2 separate regions of the Homo sapiens genome follow, and region 2 is linked to region 1. Evidence: chromatin loops called from intact Hi-C (ENCODE). Cell type or tissue: Calu3. All regions are shown on one strand. Links, peaks and the distances in the headings refer to the core of each region. The heading gives the core; the rest is flanking DNA.

What was found. Hi-C counts contacts between places; a loop is a spot of excess contacts. Peaks named below come from ENCODE experiments on the same cell type or tissue, not always from the same donor. Only the 100,000 strongest peaks of a DNase experiment are listed, where the experiment ranks them.
Region 2: a loop joins it to region 1, with 5 times the contacts of the local background. A loop is called at or near these places in 3 of 110 quality-filtered maps.

Annotation. Positions count from the first base shown.
Region 1 is chr18:55,098,996-55,104,378 of GRCh38, reverse strand. No RefSeq gene overlaps it. Among named protein-coding and RNA genes, the nearest start is that of LINC03035, 16 kb to the right of the region's middle. In Calu3, for the core only: no CTCF peak of the experiment used is centred there; DNase peaks (open chromatin) are centred at 2,978 and 3,288.
Region 2 is chr18:55,010,109-55,015,491 of GRCh38, reverse strand. No RefSeq gene overlaps it. Among named protein-coding and RNA genes, the nearest start is that of CCDC68, 53 kb to the right of the region's middle. In Calu3, for the core only: no CTCF peak of the experiment used is centred there; a DNase peak (open chromatin) is centred at 3,151.

The DNA of each region.
Region 1 (5,383 bases), core at 303-5,302:
TTTTTTATAGCAACCTGAGAATGAACTAATACAGTGACTAAGAACTTCCCTGATGTGCTTCTGAAATAGTCTATATGAGGTGTATCTCTGTGTTATTCCAAGACCAGATCTATAAGTAAATTTTTACTGTTTATTTTGAGACAGAGTCTCACTCTGTTGTCAAGGCTGGAGTGCAATGACACAACCATGGCTCACTGCAGCTCAACCTCCCGGACTCAGGTGAATCTCGTGCTTCAGTTTTCCATGTAACTGGGACCACAGTTACTACACCCAGCAAATTTTTAATTTTTTTGTAGAGACAGGTCTCACTATGTTGCCCAAGCTGGTCTCAAACTCCTGGTCTCAAGTAATCCTCTTGCCTTGGCCTCCCAAAGTGCTTGGATTATAGGCATAAGCCACCATGGCAGGACTATAGATTTTTAAAGTTGAAGGTGCACAGTGACCTAGGATAGAGCTGGCACTGTGGATGACAGGAAGGTTCTGATTTTTTTCCCTCAGTGTTTCAAACACAAGCAGAGTAGGCACCTGTCCATCTGAGATCATTTCAGGAGAACTAGGACTTGCTCCATTTTATCTGCCTTGTTCATTCTCAGCTCCCCACAGCTAAATGGGTGAATGAGCTGCAGCTGTACACCCAAATTCACCCCTCATGCTGGGCCAAAATAACTTACCATCCTAGTCTCCCAACTGGTAGGGATTGTCATTAAGAATCTTTCCTGACAGATTTGATTCCTGGTGAGCCAGGGCAGTCCAACTGCCTTTGTTGCCATCAGGCAAACTGAAAGCCTGCATTGTGCTTCCTTCGGTGTCAGTGTTGACATATTGCTCCCATCCATCCTATACCCTATCTGATCCCCTCTTCTGGGACTTGAGCCCTTCCTTGAATCCTAGCCCATTTGGCTGGGGTCAGAACACCTTTCCTCTTCTCTTCCTCCCTCCTTTCCTGAGTTGCTAGAATTTTCCACCATATCACCATCCACTGGAAGGCGTCTTGTTCTAAGAGCACTGACAACATCTCAGAGTCACCTAACTCAAGGCTGTCTGTCCCCTGCCCTCTGGGCTCTTTGACTCTCAAGCTCCTACTTGCCAAATGGGCTGCCCTGGCCTTTGATAATTGCCTAAGCCACCCCTGAGCTTGGACACTGTGCTGTGTTTTTCCCAATTGCTCTCACCATGTCACCGTCTGGAACTTCAGTAGTTTACACAGACTCCATCCCACCAGGCACTAATATCCTCCCTTCCCGTAAGACTGTACTGGGAGGGTCCAGTGTGTCTTAGGACAACTGAGACTCTCCCATAAGATCACCATCTCCCAAATGAAACAAAATACCTCCTTCACCAGTAAGAATTTTGCCAGCAACTCTACTATCACAGTTTTTAACCTTTAAAAAAGAGATTGCAAACTGGCAGGATCTGGCTTGCATAATTGTTTCATTTGGCCTACACAGTGTTTATATTTATTTAAAAAATTGGTTTTTGGCTGGGCTCCGTCATTCATGCCTGTAATCTCAGCACTTTGGGAGGCTGATGTGGGAGGATCACTTGAGACCAGGAATTCGAGACCAGCCTGGGATATGTAGTAAGACCTCATCTCTACAAAAAAATTTAAAAACTAGCCATGTGTGGTGGCACAAGCCTGTAGTCCCAGCTACTTGTGAAGCTGAGGCAGGAGGATCACTTGAGTCTAGAGGTTTCAGGTTACAGTGAGCTATGATCGTTCCACTGCACTCCAACCTGGGTGACAGAGCAACACTCAATCTCTAAAATAATAATAATAACAATAAAGGCTTTCAGCATTTACAAATCAATTATGGATTTCTCAATTTTCTTAAAGATCTAAAGTTCTGGCACTGCTGGGCCAACATACTCCCTGGCCACAACTGCCTGGAGCAGAGGAGAAGTGGTCCTTAGGAGAGTCATGAGCTCTCTAGTTCCACGGCCCTCTAGCTCCCCTGTGGTCTGTCCTCCCAGAAGCATTTGGGTTTGCTACCCTGGCTTTCAGTTCTTGCTATCCTTTAAACCATGGGTCCCCAACCCTAACCAATACTGGTCTGTGGCCTGTTAGGAACTGGGCCGCACAGCGGAAGATGAGCGGCAGGCGAGCAAGCATTACCACCTGAGTTCCACCTCCCATCAGATCAGTGGCAGCATTGGATTCTAATAGGATCACAAACCCTATTGTAAACTGTGAGTGCGAGGGATCTAGGTTGTGTGCTCCTTATAAGAATCTAATACCTAATGATCTCTGGTGGAACAGTTTCATCCTGAAACCACCCCCGCCAGCCCCACTTCCCAGTCCATGGAAAAAATTGGCTTCCAGAAAATCAGTCCCTGGTGCCAAAAAAGTTGGGGACTGCTACTTTAAACAGTGCAATTTTCTTCCTCTTTCTCCCTCAGCCTACCTAAATAGACACACGTCACCAGTGTCAGCTGTTTTGCTTTATTGTAAGTGTAGATTTCTGGTAGGTGTAGATAGTGTTGTGGACCGTAGAGCTGGAGGAAGCCTGGAAGACTACAGAAAGAGGACAAGGTAACTGACGGGTTGAGGGTAGGACATTCACACCCCTGTTCTGAGGCATCCGTATAAAGGTGTTGTTGTTTTAATCTTCCTTACGGCATATGCCACAAGCTAAATACTGCAACTCATGGTGTAAATCATTAGTTAAGATGATAATGCATCAGACAGGCACAAACAACAGTCTTGAAAAATCATGGAAAAGTGCTTCTTAACTGTAGTTTTATCTTCCCACAGCCAGAATTCCTTTAGATATAATACTTTTCAAGACCTAGTTCTGTTGACTCATCTTGCTTGAACAATAATTACTGGTAAACCCTAGGTTAGAATTTAGAGATCATCTGGATAAGTGGTTCTCAATCCTGGCTACCTGTTAATACCAATCCTGGAAACTTAAAAAAACTCCAGATGCCTCGGCTGTACCTCAAAACAGTTAAATCAGGGTTTAACTGGGTCCCAGGCACCAGCATAAAAAAAAAATGCTTCCTGGATGATTCCAATACCCAGCCAAGAATGAGACTCACTTATCTAGATCTTGCCTGAAAATATCTGATTTTACTGAGGGTCAATGATTTACCCAAGACTACAAGGCTCAAGAGCTAAGACAAGAATTCCAATTTCCTGACTCCCTATCCAGGGCTCTCTACTTTACAATACTGCCAAAAAATGTGCCAGACCCTCTCTAATACTCCACAAACCCTACAAGATAGCAAGGAACCCCCTTTTTTTTTTTTTTTTTTTTTTTTAATAGCAGCGACTAAGCACTGGCCCAAGGCCAGAGGAAGAGAAAGGTAGAAGTGGTGTTCGATGGGGAAGCTTCTGCAGAGTGTTGTCAGAAGGAAGGGCAGATTCCATATGAGTGACTAATTAAGTAATATGATTCTCTGGTTTTTTTCATATGATGACTTTTAGCACTTTGAGACCTGAAACAATCTAAAAGCAACTTGGCAATCATCATTCATTTTTAGTGGAGAAATTAATAACTTGACAAGGAAACACTTATTAACAGTCTTTCCTGTCTAGAATGGCAGAATATAACAAGATTATTTGAATAAGAAGTTTATTCACTTCTTTTTATGAAAAAACTTTATTTTAATCTAATTTGAGACTACAAAAAGTTGCAAAAGTAGCACAGAATTCCTGCATACCTCTCACACAGCTTCCCTTGATGTTAACATGTTACATAACCATAACATAATTATTAAAACCAAGATAATTGCATTGGCACAATACTATTAACTAACCTACAGACTTTATTTAGATTTCACCAGTTTTATTTATTTATTTGTTTGTTTGTTTGTTTATAGAAAAGTCACTATGTTGCCCAGGCTGGTCTCAAACCCCTGGCCTCAAGCCATCCTCCTATGCCAGCCTTTTGAGTAGCGGGGACTACAGGGACAGCCACCACACTTGACTTAGATTTCACCAGTTTTTACACTAATGTCTTTTTTTTCTATCCCAGGATCCAGTCCAGGATACCACATTGCTTTTAATTGTCAGTTCTGCTTGATCTTCTCTAATCAGTGACAGTTCCTCGGCCTTTCTCTGTCTGTCATGACCTTGACACTCTGGAGACGTGCTGTTTAATTTGTAGAATGTTCCTCAATCCGGGTTTGTCTGATATTTTCTCATGATTAGAATGAGGTCATGCATCTTTGGTAAGAATATCATAGTAATGATGTTGTATGCTTCTCAGTGCATCCTATCGTGGAGCTCACAGTATCGGTCTGCCCTATTACTGGTGATATTAACCTTGGTCCCACCATTAAAGTAAAATCTCTTTATTGCTAATTGTCCAACTGAATAATTTGATCAGAAAACTTAACCCAAAAGGAACTCATATGCAGATTCTTATGCTTTGGTGAAAAAATGACTGGGTGGTATGATTTCACGGGGGCTGTTGCTCTAATTCTCTCATCTCCTCCCTCAACGAAATTCTTTATCTTGCAAGGACTGCTGCCTAAAATACCACCATCAGACCTTCACCCACTAAACCATGGCTTCAATTCCTATGAAAATATAGATGTTTGAGGGAAGAGATTCCCATGAACTGTGTTTAGCTGCTTCTGGGAGCACCTTTGCTCCCAGGGAGGAAGGAGTAAAAGGAAAGAGCAGTAAAGCATTTTCTGCTGCCATTTGGATATGGAGGGAATGAGGTTCCTAGAAAGATCCTGAACAGATTTGCTATATAAGCGCCAAAGTGATCTCTTTGAAGTACGTGTCTGATCTCCGATTATTTTGCTCAAACCTTTTAATTGGCTTCAGACTCGAGCCTCACCTTACCTTTGCCACCCCCAAGCCAGTGATCCAGAATTTCTTTCCATTCCCCAACTGTGATTTATCTTCAAATAGTGACACATGCCATTCCTAATCCTTAAAATATTCTTCCCCAGTCCACTTCCCTGGATTGACTTTTACCAACACAGGAGGTCTTAACGTAGTGATCACTAGACCTAGAAGGCCTTCCAAGAACTCACAAATTTAGGCATGTTGCCCTTCATAGCCTTCTGTGATTCCTCTTCTCTAAACTTAAAGGTGTCTCCTTATAGAGCAAGGGTTGGCAAAGAATAGCCCATGGGCCAAATCTGGCCCACTTCTTGTGTTTTTAAATAAAGTATTATTGCATCACAGCTATGCCTAATTCTTTATGTATTACCCATGGCTGCTTTCCTATTATAAAGGCAAAGTTGAGAAGTTGTGATAAAGACTGTATGACCTGCAAAGCCTAAAATATTTACTATCTTCCCCTTTACAGAAAATGTTTGCCAACCCTGTTCTAGACGTAAGTACCATATAAGCAAAAATAACATTAATCTTGTCTGCTATTGAATTCTTAGCTGTCATAACCCCAGGATTTAGCCCAAAGTA
Region 2 (5,383 bases), core at 248-5,247, 89 kb after region 1:
AATATAGGGGATTTAAACCAAGCTTTTAAACCACATGCTAACTTACTTTTTAGTAACTCTGTATACAAATGTACAGCCTATCTCTAAAAAACACAAATGCATTTCAAATTTCAACACGAGGTGCTAAATGTCTCCCTGAGTTATCACTGAGGCTTAAATATCTGGAATCCCTGGATGTGAGTCAACAATGGAAGAAGCTTCCAATTTAGTTGAAAAAGCAAGGTTTAATAAATGAAAGTACACAGAAGTTGAACTGAAATTAGTGCTTTAAATATGAATTTAAAATGACAATGACAACAAGAAATACTGAAGACAATTCTTGATAAATTGTCAATTAAAGTGGCCTAGCTAATAATTAATGAACTAGCCGCTATTTAGAGAAACTAGGAGAAAGACATCCCTACCCTGATTGAGGAGCCCAATATCACACACAAGAGGTTTTGTCAGCTTCTATTAGGTTTAGCCATAAGTAATACAATAACCTAAAATAATAGTAGCAACTTAAGTTCAAAGTTTCTTTCTTTGCCATATCAAGTTCTGTAGTCTGGGGCTGGTATGGCAGGCCATGGTATTAAAGTTCCTTCTCTCCCATTTATTTTTTAGAATAAAGTCTTTTTCTCCCATTTGTGACTTTTGTTTGTAATGATTCTTATGGTTCAAAGTAGCTGCTGGAGCTCCAGCTATTAAATTTATATTCCAGTCAGTAAAAAGGAAAAGAGAGGTCTATGAGGATAAGCTGCTGGCCTTTAAGGATGCTTTCTGGAAGATGTACACACAACTTCTGCCACTGGGGTATTGACCAGAAATCAGCTGCATGACTCAGTTAGCTGCAAGAAAGGCTGGGAAAATCTAGCACTTCCTCCCCGTTTTTTCCTGGGGTGTGTGGGTGGCTGTATAATGGCTATATAATCAGATAAGCATATTTCTGATATTGAGGAAAATAGGGAAAATGGATACTGGGAAAAGTGGGAAAGAGGGTTGGCAGACTCTTGACACAGAACCTCAGAGATAGCCTCTTATGGGCACCAGCCCGCACACTCTGTGACAGTCCAGCCCATATCCTGAGAAGATTCAGAGATAAGAAATGGATGAAGACTCTTCACTGAGCCATCATTGAAACAGACATTGAGAATATCACAATTGACTTGCAAGCACAGGAAAACTAGACAAAGTGGTGTGGTATGGTTATGAGTGTGCATTTAGAAACATACCTACACCACACACACACACACATACACACCACACACACACCCCTTTATTCATATAGTGGACCTCTCTGTGACAGCTCACTGACTCCTTTTCTGGTTTTACTTTATAGGGAGCTAGGGCAGAGGAGTGGGAATTACGGCTTTTTCAGAGATGGAGAAAACTTTTGACAATTCACCAGTTACGTAATTCATCATATACAAAATTAGATGAATACTATACATGATAAGACATGACTGTAGACTGAATTGATAGTTTTTGCCAAAACTTACCAGAATTACCACACACTTGAACATCTTAATCTGAGTATTTTCTATCTCCACAAAGAGAAACTGAGAATGAGGAAGCTGTTCTTATTTTGCTGCTGGCCAAAGCTGCTATGGAATTCCTCTATTGGAATAACAAAGCTGGGGACAAGCTTTTAAACAACCAAGTGGTGCAAGCTTTATTTTAGGGCTGGTTTCTAAATTACAGAGAAATAGTTCAAGATCACTAAGAGCTAAGTGTGGGTGATAAGGTGTGATAACAAAGTTCAAAATTTAATAACCAGTCATATCATTTCCCTGTGAGTCTCATGAGATCATTTTGAGGGCAGTTTTCTTTCTTTCTTTTTTTTTTCAGAGACAAGTCTTGCTCTGTTGTCCAGGCATGTCTTGGACTCCAGGCCTTAAGTGATCTTCCTGCCTTAGCCTCCCAAAGCACTGGGTTTATAAGCATAAGCCACCGCACCTGGCCCAAGTTTTAAAAGATAAGTTAGAAAAGAATGTTTCTGATAACAACACTGCAGGAACAAAAAAGTGTGGGCCTCTTCAGGTGACTAATTTGAAGGGGATTAAAAAAAACTGAACAAAATCTGAAGTTGTTAACAATCGAAGGCTTTTCTTGAGCATTACACCTTGTTCCTTTCAGCTTTTTGTGTTATCCAATCAGTGGATGACTCTTCTAGTCTAGGCCAAATTCCAGGACTTACAAATATAAACAGTAAAGCAGAACTATCACACCAAAGATGGAGATCAGTACATTATTCTACAATGCTGTCATTCTCGATCTTCAGAGTGTTAAACATCACTTAGGTATTACCCACATCGGTTCAGCCCCTGACTTAAAATAATCTTTTCCCCCAAATTCAAGCTATTTTACAGGGAGGCAGATACAATGGAAGCTGTTTAAAATGTGGGGGTTTTGTTTAGGCCATTTTTTTTTTTTTGAGACGGAGTCTTGCACCGTTGCCCAGGCTGGAGTGCAGTGGCACAATCTTGGCTCACTGCAAGCTCCGCCTCCTGGGCTCATGCCATTCTCCTGCCTCAGCCTCCTGAGTAGCTGGGACTACAGGCGCCCGCCACCACGCCCGGCTAATTTTTTGTACGTTCAGTAGAGATGGGGTTTCACCGTGTTAGCCAGGATGGTCTCGATCTCCTGACCTCGTGATCCGCCCTCCTTGGCCTCCCAAAGTGCTAGGATTACAGGCGTGAGCCACCACGCCCGGCCTGTTTAGGCCTTTTTTTTATTACCTCTCTGAAACATAAATGATTGACTTCTATGAAAGCCAATCATTGACTCATGACTTTGCATGACGTGAGGTCAACAGACACCTCTACAACTTAGTGGCCACATTGAAGTAAACAAGCACACTGTTAAATAAGAAAGATTTCCTAAGGGAACTTTGCAATCATTACATTCTCTGCTTGTTGCAACATCCAATATTCATCATGGGAAAATCTCTCATATTCCTTGTATTATTAATACAATACCATGATTTGTTAACAATATATTTTTATGTTTGTAGGAAAGGAAAAAAATCATTTACTGTACAATAAATGTGAATGGGCTTCAAGCCTAGAAAGGGAAATTTGACCAAAAGTCTCCCAGGTTTCAGGGCTTCTTCAACTTTAATGTGAATAAGAATCACCTGAGCTCCTTGCCGAACTGGCAATTGTGACTCACGAGGTTTGGGTGGAGTTTAGTTTAGCATTTCTACCACAGCTCCGCAGAACGCTGATGCTGCTGGTCTTAGGGCAGCACTTTGAGTAACAAAGATCTCAGAAAACATTCCTTTGCAAAGAGCCTATATTAAAAGTAAATAATTAAACAATCTCCCAATTGCAACCTAGACACATGCTTGCTGTGATTCACGACGTTCTGAAGAGTTCAGTTCTGGAAGTCATTAGGAAACACTGCAGCAACGTACTTTTTTCCATGTGTCTAGTGCATGCAATCAATTAGTGGTGAATTCAAACAGGCATTGTCTGATTGGTGTGTGGCTTGGAGACAGGCTTTGTAGTTATTTCGGGTGTGAATGTGTTTAGTTTTTAAAACAATAAGCAGCAGGGTATATGGTTTGAGCATCCTAAAACTCAGGGGCATATGGTACCTTTGGGTGAGGACATAAATTTTCAACTTGAGGAAAAGAAGGAACTTGATGAGTTTAATTAAGAAAGTTGTTAAAAGTAAGAACCTTGTCACATATTTTGCTTTGATGTTAATTCTTCAACAAAAACAGACTTGGACATGATGAAGAGCAAGGTGGTTACAAAAGTAACACAAAACATGAAATCAAGGAACTCTCATTAGTGAGGCCATCAGGATTTTATCTCTATTTGCTGTTATCATTTACCCTGAAATATACCATGTTTGAGCATGATATACAAGGTCTAGATCTTGGTGTCTTAAAATGTTTTCTTTTCTTTCTTTCTTTCTTTTTTTCTTTTTTGAGGCACTGTCTCCCTCTATCTCTGGAATGCAGTGGTGTAATCACGGCTCACTGCAGTCTTGACTTCCCAAGCTCAAATGATCCTCCTGTCTCAGCCTCCTGAGTATCTGTGACCACTGGTGTGCACCACCACAACTGGCTAAGTTTTTTTTATTTTTGTAGAGACAAGGTATATTAGTCCGTTTTCGTATTGCTATAAAGAACTTTCCGAGACTGGGTAATTTATAAAAGAAAGAGGTTTAATTGACTCACAGTTCAGCATGGCTGGGTTGGCCTCAGGAAATACACATGGTGGAAGGTGAAGGAGAAGCAAGGCACTTTCTTCAAAAGGCGGCAGGAAGCAGAAGTGCTGAAGAAAGAGGGAAACCATCAGATCTCGTGAGAATTCACTCACTATCACGAAACGAGAACAGCGTGGAGGAAACTGCCCCTGTGATTCAATTACCTCCACCTAGTCTCTCCCTTGACATGTGCGGATTATGAGGATTACAATTCAGGATGAGATTTAGGTGGGGACAAAAAGCCTAACCATATAATGTGGTCTCACCACATTGCCCAGGCTAGTCTCTAACTCCTGGGCTCAAGTAATCCTCTTGCCTTGGCCTCTCAAATTGCTAGGATTACAGGTGTGAGCCACTGTGGCTGGTCCTAAAAATGTTTTCTAATTAATCCAATTAATCCTTAATTATCATCTAAAAGAACTGTACATATAGGCTACCATGGCTTCTCTGGAAACACAGATGCAAGAAAGCCTGCTGGGCATACACTACTGTGTAGAATCAGATCAGAGAGATGGTTTTGAAGGGTGTTTGGAGAAAAGTCACATATCAGCCTGTAAAAAGAGTAAAGAGTTTTTTTGTTTTCAATGTAGAGGTGAAAGTTATTGCAAATTTCTACTTACACACATTTTCTAAAGTTGTTCAGATTGACAAAGAAGTGGAGTTGCATTTTGTACAGTCATTGAAGGACGGATCTCGTGTATTGTAAACCTCATAGATTAGTCCAATTTATGTTTTGTGGAACACCAGTCATACAAGGTATTTTGAAAATATGAGTCCCATTTTCAAGTATATTTAGGAAATATTACAGACATGTTTCTCATGGAAAGTTATGGTGTACTATAGCCAGGTAAAGGCTCTGAGACATCCTGTGATATAGAAACTTGTATTTATCCTTTTTCCTCATAGTGGTAAATTTCAACATTTTTGAAACAGAAGGTGCCGATCAAGCTCTTTATATATCAATAGTGATGTGACCAAATATCTTGCTCCTGCTTATTGTTTGACTCTAGGTATGCAATTAAACTTAAGATGCCAATTTCTCCTTCCCCAAGGATTTTTGCAGATAACTTTAGTGAGAAGAAAGATGGGTAGGAAATGCCATAAAATTCCAAGATAATCCCAAATCTATAATACAGTGGTAATTTCCAATCTCTGGCATATGGTTACAAAACTTTGATCTCTTGTG